Linked DNA regions of Homo sapiens: region 2 is linked to region 1. A link is a loop called in an ENCODE intact Hi-C map of the cell type or tissue named here. Cell type or tissue: ascending aorta. All regions are shown on one strand. Each heading gives the region's core, and the rest is flanking DNA. Links, peaks and the distances in the headings are about the cores only. Region 1 overlaps LOC105370174 (a long non-coding RNA gene). Region 2 has its middle 10 kb from the start of RGCC.

The links. A loop is a pair of places that touch in the nucleus more often than their neighbours do. Peaks named below come from ENCODE experiments on the same cell type or tissue, not always from the same donor. Only the 100,000 strongest peaks of a DNase experiment are listed, where the experiment ranks them.
Region 2: a loop joins it to region 1, with 2.9 times the contacts of the local background. A loop is called at or near these places in 8 of 110 quality-filtered maps.

Annotation. Positions count from the first base shown.
Region 1 is chr13:41,560,657-41,563,465 of GRCh38, forward strand. LOC105370174 (a long non-coding RNA gene) reads left to right here. Exons shown (of 3, transcript XR_941901.2): 3 at 2,691-2,809. Among named protein-coding and RNA genes, the nearest start is that of MIR5006, 6.3 kb to the right of the region's middle. In ascending aorta, for the core only: no CTCF peak of the experiment used is centred there; a DNase peak (open chromatin) is centred at 1,605.
Region 2 is chr13:41,445,790-41,448,598 of GRCh38, forward strand. No RefSeq gene overlaps it. Among named protein-coding and RNA genes, the nearest start is that of RGCC, 10 kb to the right of the region's middle. In ascending aorta, for the core only: no CTCF peak of the experiment used is centred there; no DNase peak of the experiment used is centred there.

The DNA of each region.
Region 1 (2,809 bases), core at 236-2,735:
CAATGGGAATAAGAACAGTCCCTGTCTGAAGGAGCTGTGAGGATATAATGAGTTTATCCATGTAAAGTGTTCAGGAAGTGCCTGGCGCATGGGAAGTGCTAGGTAAGAGTTAGCTATTGCTATTATTTTATGTAATAATAGTAATATTTTTAATTATTCTCCTTGCATATGCCAAAACATGGCTGCCTAGGCTTAGCCTCTAAGACTCCCCCGAGAAGGAACTGACTAAAGGGACCAGTTCTTTTGGGAGCTGAGTGCCTAACTGAGTCAGGGTTCTCCCTGGGTTTGGGGAGAGGGAACAGGCCAGCATGCCCAGCTAATTTTTAAAAATTTTTCGTTGAGATGGGATCTCCCAGTGTTGCTCAGGCTGGCCTTGAACTCCTGGGCTCAAGTGTTCCTCACGCCTCGGCCTCCCAAATTGTTGGGATTACAGGCATGAGCCACTGTACCCGAAGAGAACCATCTTAAAGAGAAAAAAGAGCTGTTTTTATTTTTTGTTTTTAGAAGGCCACGTTCATTTTTTCAGAGGCACTTGGTCTTTTTAGTGCTAAGGAAATAATACTCAAGGATTTTTAAAAACTGTTACACAACAGCTTCTTCTTAAAGGCTGAATCACAGGCACTTTAGAAAACTTCTTAGTGGAGGAGGCTCCACTGATATGTACTCAATACTTACACTCAACAGGAGGGATATATTTCGATTTTGAGTTTGACAGGCACACACTGATCTCATTTAAGTCCTTACCCAGCTGGAGCTCAGGAATTCCAGTGCGCTTTCCACAAGAACTTCCTCATGTCTTGTCGTGCCGAACAGTGGGGCATGACCCAGGCCCTGTTTCTGCAAGGAAAGAGAAGTGGCTCCCAAGAACTGTAGTGGCCTCTTGGTATAAATTGTTTTCCTAAAGGCCCACAGTACAGGGCAAGAGTTTTCTTGGCAACCCAAATTAGAAATAAAAAAAAAAAAAAGCTGATTTGTTCACATCATCAAATAATGGCCCAGAGGCTGTGGAGTAGATGTCCAATTTCAAAGGCCTTGCCCTTCCTCTGGGCCAGAGGCCTTTCATCACAGCTAGGAAATTACCTCCCTAACATGCATGCTGCGCCTGCCTCCATAACCCAGAGGTCAGAAAGGCAGAGCACTTCTATAAGATGGAGGCAAAAATACAAATGGAAAACTGGGTGTCTCTGCAAAAACAAGACTAAGGAGAACCAAGGCACTGCCATCCAAACCCAACACCGCCTTCAGTGAGTGCTCTCAGGAGGCCTGACAGCAGAATATATGCCCAAGGCAAGAATGTCACCCAAGGTTCCCATATCTCCTGCCCTCACGTTGTGTCCCAGGTCTGGGTTCTCTGCTTGAGTAATGCTCCAAGCTGCAAATGCCCCCAGCCAATTCTATCTCCTCAACCCATCACAGGCCCTCTGTCTAAGGACCTTCCTACCAGTGGGGGTTAGGAGGAAAGCATGGGAATGAAAGAATTTGGACCAAGGGGTGCATGATGGTAGCCCGTCAGGGCAACTTGTAGTTGAAAAGAGAAGCCCCTTTTGCAGGGAAACACCACTGTACAGATAGACTTCAGATGCTGCGGGGCACGGCGCCAGGCCAGCTGTGTGGAGCTGCATTCCAGCCAAGTGACTGAATATCTGCTTTCATGCGGTTTTGTGGAGCTGCTACAATCTTCCACCTCTGCAGAGTATACCCGTTTCTTCCAGTCACCACGAAAGGTCATGCAAAAAGAGATTCTTCAGTTCTGGCACTACATATTTAATATCAAATCTTTGTACTTGAGCCTGCAATGGATGGACATGCATATTCTATCAGCCTTGAAAATAGCTGTTCCAACACTGGAGCCCTGAAGGAAACTTTTCAGTTAAATATTCTCTCTTTGCCAACTGCCAAATAGACAATTTTATTATTCAACCCATGGATCCATTAACTCAACCCTGGCCTTCCCCAGTAGCCCCTGTCATCTGCTCTTCTTTTGTGTGTAACACCCTTGATCTGAGCATCCGCTTGTTGCAGAGGCCCTTGGATTCCCCAGCAGCCTCAGGCTCTGTAGGAGCCACCCCTAGGAGGCAAGTCAATCAGGCTGCTTCCCCAGCTTTGCTATTTGATTTCTGTTGGGGCTGCAAGTGTTCCTTTCTAGGCCATTTTTAGGCCTGAATTTCATATGGGCCATAAAATCTTTTGTAAAAGGAAATGGATCAGCTAGCTTTGTCGAGACTCACTCTATTTCTGGAGTCCTGATGATGAAAGACTTAATTAGTGCTGGAGTAAACAAACGGTCAGTCTCGTTAAATTAGCAGCAGTATTTATTAATATAAACACATTGCACTTGAAAAATCCAACTTTAATGTCCCCTCTGAGTAAATATACTTATTTTTCTTCAAGTTTCAATCAGTAAGGCTTCATGTACAGCCATGATGTCATGAGACCAATTACACAGAGTACTCTTGACAGGCTCATGATTTTCTTGCCGTATTCTGGCCTGCGTAAGGAGCAAACTTGCTTTAGGATGTTCAGAGAGACACTGTTCTCTTCCATTTCCAGGTCAAACCCCAGCTACCATGACTTAATGCTTCAGAGCTGCATTTCATATTAATACATTCTTATATTCTGAAACTCCTCTGTGGTCACACTCACCATCTTTGGAGTCTGAATTTATTCACACACTCTGGTTGTTCCTTCAGGGAAGGAGCTAGCAGCCCCAAAGTACTTCCACTGAAGCCTTTGGAAAAGAGGGAAGACTCCAAGTCTCTGGCACCTGCAGAAGAGGGGAATCTTGAGAAGTAGCTGACGCTCCGAGTTT
Region 2 (2,809 bases), core at 170-2,669, 110 kb before region 1:
AGGATATTATGAAGAATATCACTGGGTGTACACCCTCTGTCATATTAGGAGTAACATCTTTCTAGGGTATTATGAATAATATCACAAGGTGTACACACACTGTGATATTCGGAGAGATAACTCAATGGGATATAAGGTATCATATCACAGAATATACACACATGGTGTACACCCACTGTGATATTAGAAGCAATATCTCCCTATGATAGTATGAGAAATATCAAACGGAGTACACTCTCTGTGATATTAGATGTAATGTTTACCATGGATATTACAAATAATATCACAGGGTGTACACACATGAGGTACGCCCACTGTGGTATTATTTGTACTGTCTTAGAGAGATATAACTCTCTAATATTACACAGAGAGCTATGACTCTGTAATATCTCTAAGATATTACAAATAATATCACAGTGGGTGTACACTATGTGTGTACACCCACTGTGAGATTTACAGCAATATCTCCCTATAAGACTACAAATATTATCAAAGGGTGTACACCCCCTGTAACCTTAGGAGTAACACCCTTCTGGATATCAGGAATAATACCATAAGGCATACACACCTTGTGACATTTTGTACACACTTTGTGACATTAAAAGTCACATCCCCCTAGTATATTATGAATAATATCAAAGGCAGTTGACGCACATGGTATACACATCCTGTTACATTAGGCATAATCTTTTTCTGTGATTTACGAATAATATCACAGAAGGTGTACACACATGGTGTACACTCCAGGTGACATTAGGAGCAACATCCCCCCAAGATATTAGAAATAATATTACCAGGGTTGCATACACATGGTGTACTCTCCCTGTGACATTAGCAGCAACATTCCCCTAGAATATTACGAATAACCTCAGAGGGGGTGTACACACATAATGTACGCACCTTGTAAAATTAGGAGTAGCATCTCCCTACGATGTTATGAATAATATCACAGAATGTGTACACACATGGCGGATACCCCATGTGATGTTAGGAGTTACATCTTTCTAGTATGTTAGGAATAATATCACAAAGGTGTTCACACATGGTTAACAGCATATGGAATATTAGGATTAACATCCCTCGAGAATATTACAAATAACATCACAGGGGTTGTGCACACATGGTGCACAAGCCCTGTGACATTAGGAGTACATTTCCCTGACACATTACGAGTAATATCAGAGAGAGTGCACCTTCTGTGACATTTGGAGTAAAGTCCCCTAGGATAGTACGAATAATATCACAGGGTGTACATCCCCTGTGACCTGAGGAGTAACATCTTTCTAGGATATTGTGAATAATATCACAAAACGCACAGCCCCTGTGACACGAGGAGTAACATCCACCTAGGATATTAGGAATAATATCACAGGGAGTACACCCCGTGTGACAGTAGGAGTAACCTCCCCCGAGGATATAACGAACAAATACAGAGGATGTACACGTGTCGTGACATTAGCAGTAACATCCATTTAGGATATTACGAATATTATCACAGTGTGAACACCCCCTGTGATATTAGGAGTAACATTCCCCTACAATATTGGGAACCATATCATACGGTGTACACCCCCTGTGACATTAGATGTAACATTTTGTTAGGATATTATGAATAATATTACAAGGTGTACAGCCCCTGGGATAATAGGAGTAACATTTCCATAAAATATTACGAATAATATCACTGTTTGCACACCACGGGTGACATTAGGAGTAACAGCCCCCAAAACTATTATGAATAACTTCACAGGGTGTACACCCTCTGTGACATTAGGAGTAACATCTTTCTAAAATATTACGAATCAAATCGCAAAATGTACACCCCCTGTGACATTAGAAGTAACATCACCCTAGGCTATAAGAAATAATATCAGACTGTGTACCTGCATTGTGACATCAGTAGTAACATCCCTTACTACTGATTTTTACGAATATTTTCAGAGCGTGAACACCTTCTGTGACATTAGGAGTAACATCACCCTATAATATTGGGAATAATACCACACGATGTACACCGCCTGTGACATTAGTGGTAACATTTCTTTAGGATATTACGAATAATATGACAGGGTGTACAGCCCCTGTGATATTAGGAGTAACATATCCAAAAAACTGTACAAATAATATCACTGTTTGTACACCACGTGTGACATTAGGAGTAACATCCCCCCAAACTATTATGAATAACTTCACAGATTGTACACCCTCTGTGATATTAGGAGTCAACATCTTCCTAGAATGTGAAGAATAACATCACAGGATGTACACCCCCGTGACATGAGGAGTAACATCACTCTAGGATATTATGAATAATATAACAAAGTGGACACAATGTGTATGGTGGGAGTAACATCCCCCTGGGATACTACGAATCATAGCACAGAAAGCACACCCCCGTGACAATAGGAGTCACATCCCCTTAGGATATTATGAATAATATCACAAGCTGTACAAGCATTGTGACATTAGTAACAATATCCAGATAGTATATTGTGAATAATATCACAGCGTGTACACATTTGCGATATTAGGAGTAACATCTCCCTAGAATATTACGAATAATATCACAGGGTGTACACATCCTGCGACTTTAGGATAATCATCCCCGTGGATAACTACAAATAATTTCACAGGATGTTAAACCCCTGTGACAATAGGAATAATATACTTCTAGGATATGATGAATAATATCACAGTGTGTACACCCACTGTGATATGAAAAGTTATACCTCCCTCAGATATTGTGAATAATATCACAGGGTGTACACCACGTGTGCACACCTATTGTGATTTTTAAAGTAATATCTCC